2 separate regions of the Homo sapiens genome follow, and region 1 is linked to region 2. The links are chromatin contacts, found by Hi-C or POLR2A ChIA-PET in ENCODE. All regions are on one chromosome and are shown on one strand. The core of a region is the stretch at or near the end of the contact, and the rest is flanking DNA. Distances in the headings are between cores, read along the strand shown.

Region 1 (2,700 bases), core at 146-2,645, 60 kb after region 2:
GTCTTGCTCTGTCACCCAGGCTGGAGTACAGTGGCGCGACCTCGGCTGACTGCAACCTCCGTCTCCCGGGTTGCAGGGACAGGGACAACCTCCGCCTCTCGGGTTGCAATGACTTCTGCAACTCTCCTGCCTCAGCCTCCCGAGTAGCTGGTATTACAGGTATGCGCCACCACGCCCCGGATAATTTTTGTATTTTTAGTAGAGACGGGGTTTCTTCATGTTGGCCAATCTGGTCACGAACTCCTGACCTCAGATGATCTGCCCACGGAGGCCTCCCAAATTGCTGGGATTACAGGCCTGAGCTACCGCGCCCGGCCCCAACTGTTCAATATATGTTTGTTTAATGAGTAGAAAATGAGCTTCTTGAGTATGGAAGTTTCTCTTTTTATTTCAACAGTTTTGGAATACAGGTGGATTTTTGGTAACATGGATAAGTCCTTTAGCGGTAACTTCTGAGATTTTAGTGCACCCATCACCTGAGCAGTGTACCCTGTACCCAATACGTAGTAATTTATCCCCTCCCCAGTCCCCAAAGTCCATTTTATCATTCTTATGCCTTTGAACCCACATAGCTTAGCTCCCACTTATAAGTGAGAACATAAAATATTTGGTTTCCCATTCCTGAGTTACTTCACTTAGAATAATGGCCTCCAGCTCCTTCCAAGTTGCTGCAAAAGGCATTATTTCGTTCCTTTTTATGGCTGAGTAGTATTCCATGGTGTATATACCCACATTTGCTCTATCCACTCATTGGTTGATGGACACTTAGGTTGGTTCCATCTCTTTGCAATTGCGAATTGTGCTGCTATGAACATGTATGTCTAGCTTGCTTTTTTCCCCCTCAACACTGTATCCCCAGAGACTAACACAGTGCCCCGCACCCCGTTAAAGAACCAAAAAATATTTGTTGGATGAATAAAGGAGTATATCAAGAGCAATCTTTCAATTATGGAGAGGGTCGTGATGTGTATTTTAATGAAAGCCAACTATCTTCTCTAATATTTGAAAAAACAATGTTTAAAAGGCTTCTATTTGTACACCTTTTCACATTTTAGCTGGCAGAGTTCAGGACTTGATGGAAACATAACGAAGGGCTCAGAATGTACTCATCGCAGACTGAGCCCATATGGTCACAGTGGGGAGAGCACGCTGCACTCAAGATGCTAGCAAGCCTGCAGCAGGCGGCCCAGCGAGACACGGTCCCCCGCCCGGCCACCAGGCGCCCGCGCACGCGCACAGCCGCGCTCAGTCCGCGAGGGCCGGGTCGAGGGAGGCGGGGCTCCCGGGGTGCGCGTGCGCGGCGGCCTGAGCGGCGGGCCCCTCCCTTAGCGGGGGCGCGCGGCGCTGAGGACCGCACGGAAACGGGGAAGTCAGGTGGCCGCTGCCGCCGCCGCCGCCGCGGTTTGTCGCCAGAAGGAAGATGGCGGATCTGGAGGAGCAGTTGTCTGATGAAGAGAAGGTAAGAGTCGCGGGGGCGACGGCGCGGGCTGTCAGGAGCCGGCTCAGCCCGGGCGGGTGGGCCCGGAGTCTGGTCGCGGGGGAAGGGCATTGGCCCGCAGCTGGCCTTGCCCTCGGCTGCCCTTCCTCCCCCATCCTTACTGCGCCCAGTGCCTGCCCCTGTCCGTCACCCGAGGCCCCGCGCGGGGGCAGGTCTCTGCCAGGCCTGCTCGCTCCGCTCCTTGTAGGGTGTGTACTCCGAAAATAGGAAGCGGGAGCCGGGCGACGGCGGGCGGGGGCGCGGGCGCGGGGGAGGGCGGCGGCTGCCCAGGACCCTCTCCTGCTGTCGGGCCGCGGGGCCTCCGCCGGGGCCGGGGACCGGGGACCAGGGACGCAAAGGGGTTTGCGTCCGTGCGTGGGAGCGGCCCAAGGGCAGTGCCCAGCGCGGCGGCCTGGCCTGTGAGTGTAGCGGCGGGTGAGGGGAAGGGAAAAATCGCTTAGGAAGCAGACCTTCACTTCTCCCTTCTACTTCCCCCTCCTCAAAGCAAAATGCTTCCTTTTCTGATCCTCTACGGTTTATCCTTTTTTTTCCCTTTCCCCATGGAGGCATCTCTCCCTCCTTCTCTCTTTCCTTTCGTGGCTCTAGCAGTAAGCTTGCAGCTCCCATGTTCCCCAGGAGGCAGCGGAGTTGCTCACAAAAAGACGACCCCCTCCCCATAGTTGTTTTCTGCCCACGTTGGCAGCAGCCCCCCCCCGGGGGTCGATTTGGTGGCACCTCACTTTCCTGCTAGGACTTCTTCCGAAGAGGGGAAAATGTGCAACTCCTTTTACTGTATATTAGATGCTGTGACAGCAATGGAACCAGATGAACGACTTAAGTTCTCAGATATTTAAAACGAGTAATGGAATAATTCATTGAACTGCTGCTCTCTTAATTCGCCCCTTTCGTTTGGCTTTTGGGAACGTCCCATTCCCGAGGGTGGTGGGGTAGGGGAGAACCCTGCTAATTTTGACTGTTTCTCGGAAAGGACCCTTAGAAGTAACTGACAGAACATAGGAATGAGTTAGTTGCAGGGTTGGAAATGTCCACTCTTCGTTAAAGAGTGCTTCATTTTTAAATTTCAAAGCCAGTGCAGGAAAATACAGGTACATTTAGGTATGTTGTGGTGTTTAAGAAATCTTCATGTAAGTCTGAGGATATTTTCATTTAGGACCCTCTGCTCTAGATGTTTTTATATGCTGTGTTCTTGCACCGAAATAGAA
Region 2 (2,700 bases), core at 136-2,635:
TATTAACTTACCATGTGACCCCAGGGCAGAAATCTAGGAAAATTGCAAAAGCATATCTACTGTAATGAAAAGCCCATCATTAATAGGACTTACTATCTTGTCATCCAACTAGTACTATGTTGGCTTCAAGGCAAATATTTAACAAACATTTGAAACAGAAAGCACTTCTGTCTTCTCCCTTTTATCTTCCATTGATGTTCCCGAGCTATTCTGATGAATGTGTTTTTGTTCTTATCAATAAAACATGTAGGTTAAAATAAGTGAATATATTTATAATTATTAGCCTATATAAATTAGCATCCAAATATTGAAATAGCTCCTACTCCTTTATTATTACTATCATTATTTTAATAAGGAGTTAGCTCCTCATGTAGACCAGTTTAGAATACGGCTCAAGTCCAATTCTCCTGCGTAGTTAAACCCTACCTGGTTAAGCATTCTGAAAACTAGTTACTCTTTTTTTTTTCTTTTTTTGAGATGGAGTCTCTCTCTGTCACCCAGGCTGGAGTGCAGTGGTTCAATCTCGGCTCACTGCAACCACCACCTCCTGGGTTCAAGTGATTCTCCTGCCTCAACCTCCCAAGTAGCTGGAATTACAGGCATGCATCACCACACCCAGCTAATTTTTGTATTTTCAGTAGAGATGGGATTTCGCCATGTTGGCCAGGCTGATCTCCAGTTCCTGGCCTCAAATGATTGCCACCTCAGCCTTCCAAAGTGCTGGGATTACAGGTGTGAGCCACCACACCCGGTGGAAAACGAGGTACTCTTAGAGAAGCAATTCTGAGATGAAAATGGCCATATTTAGAATGCATAAACAGACATCTCTGATTTAAATTAACTACTAATTTAACGTTATTTTTGAAGCACTGGGCCCAAATTACAATGAGAATTAATTCTTATTCCTTTCTTGAAAAGAAGCCCTTTGTCTTTGTGCATTCAATTTTTCACTGTCACATGAGTACATTCTTTTCACCGCATGAGTCCCAGGCTGGCAGAAACATCCACTAATCCTTAGACCTCTTGGCTGGAACGACAAAAATGCATAAAATCTTACCAGGCCAAAAGAGATCAACTTTAAAAATCTTTGGCATCCAAACATGTCAGAACTGTTTTTCGCTGGTTCTGCAAACCATTTGTGTTCTTCATTTATGGTCCAGGGGATCTGTAATGTCAGTTCCTACTTTTATTGGGCAGCCTGGAATTTTTAAGCACCATATTTCCTTTACCTTTCTTGGTGGTTTATAATTTTCACCGCTGTTTTTACGAGTTTTCTTCTCTATGTCTCTAAGCCTAAGTGTGGAGATGTGGTAATAGACAGCCTGCTCTTTGCCAATCAAAGCCCTTACTTTGACGTTGGCCACTTTGTTCCTGTGACATCTGCTCTTTCCATTATAGACAAACTGGGGCTTTCCTTCTGCAGAACTGTGACTAAACAACCACCATATTCATCAGTGGCAACAATTCTTGTAAACAAGAAACGCTGAATACAAAGGCTTTGTGAAATCCTGCCCCCAAGAGGCCACATGTCTAAAGTCAGTCACGTGGTCCTCAGAAATGATTTTAGAAGTCTCAGTAAAGAAAAATTACAGAGACACTCAAATATCCTAGTGTGATACTGCTGTAAAACTTCTTCTAATTTTTTGTTAAGCTGTGAGAAAGGGCCTATGGAAACACCTGGATGAAGCAGCAAATCACTGTCCCAAAGTCACTAAAAATCATATTTCAGAAAGGAAATATCTAGCGTTAAAACAACATAGATGCATTTTTGAAAACAAATTGAATTGAGAAAAATAATAATGATAACAATAATGATCTAATCCCAGGACATGTCACAGGAATTAATGACTGACTAAAAGCTAATGGTCTAAGGTAATGCTCTCAGGAATTAGTCTTGCTTATTGAACTGCTATTGTTTTAGTAAACGAATGCTTAAACTGACAGAAAGTAAAAAATCAGGGCTGCCATTATGGAGCCTGGTTGATTCAAAGTGGGGCAGGGGGAGAAGCTAAAGCAAAAAAAAAAAAAATGCATCATTTGATCATTTGCTGTTCTTACTCAATTTTTTAAGTTCGTTTGTCGTTCACAAATTATAGATTCTTTATCATTTTTTTCTTTCATGTATCTGTATGTACTTTTACTTTTGTACTTTAAGGATGTGTTTACTTATGCATTGTTTTATTGACAGAGAAGTAATCTGATAATAAAAATGCAACTCCCTCTAGTGTAGGCATATCAAAGATCTAACATTCTGTTTGCCTAGAATCGTTTTATTTTAAATACTCTGATCTGAAGAAAATGTGGATCCTCGGCCGGGCGCAGTGGTTCACGCCTGTAATCCCAGCACTTTGGGAGGCCGAGGTGGGTGGATCACCTGAGGTCAGGAGTTTGAGACCAGCCTGGCCAACATGGTGAAACCCTGTCTCCTACTAAAAATACAAACATTGGCTGGGCGTGGTGGCGGGTGCCTGTCTGTAATCCTAGCTACTCAGGAGGCTGAGGCACGAGAATCGCTTGAACCCCGGAGGCAGAGGTTGCAGTGAGCCGAGATTGCACCGCTGCACTCCAGCTCGGGCAACAGAGTGAGACTTTGTCTCAAAACAAAAAAAACAAAACAAAAAAAAAGAAGTGGATCTTCCATGTGGGCTTTAGAATAGTGCCTCAAAATTATACTTCACTTAGAACTTATTACTCAACATC

What was found. Hi-C counts contacts between places; a loop is a spot of excess contacts on that map. ChIA-PET counts read pairs that join two places held with the same protein, here RNA polymerase II (POLR2A). Pooled maps may share reads with other maps.
Region 1: a loop to region 2 is called in a map of psoas muscle, with 2.2 times the contacts of the local background. The contact joins the promoter of CAPZA2 here to the enhancer-like site in region 2. A Hi-C loop is called at or near these places in 9 of 168 maps with a recorded cell type or tissue (CD14-positive monocyte, Caco-2, Calu3 and 6 more) and 12 of 50 pooled maps. POLR2A ChIA-PET finds 5 or more read pairs at or near these places in 2 of 52 experiments (PC-9 and WTC11).

What each region holds. Positions count from the first base shown.
Region 1 is chr7:116,861,192-116,863,891 of GRCh38, forward strand. It overlaps CAPZA2 (capping actin protein of muscle Z-line subunit alpha 2), which reads left to right and starts at 1,396. Exons shown (of 10, transcript NM_006136.3): 1 at 1,396-1,459. The coding sequence starts at 1,421. RefSeq lists enhancers at 1,014-1,063, 1,015-1,777 and a silencer at 1,144-1,883.
Region 2 is chr7:116,801,531-116,804,230 of GRCh38, forward strand. No RefSeq gene overlaps it. Among named protein-coding and RNA genes, the nearest start is that of CAPZA2, 60 kb to the right of the region's middle. Within about 2 kb of position 1,386, at least 11 of the 41 ENCODE cell types and tissues checked have a DNase peak (open chromatin) inside an H3K27ac peak, as active enhancers do; they include PC-3, gastrocnemius medialis and psoas muscle, where a contact is called at or near this core.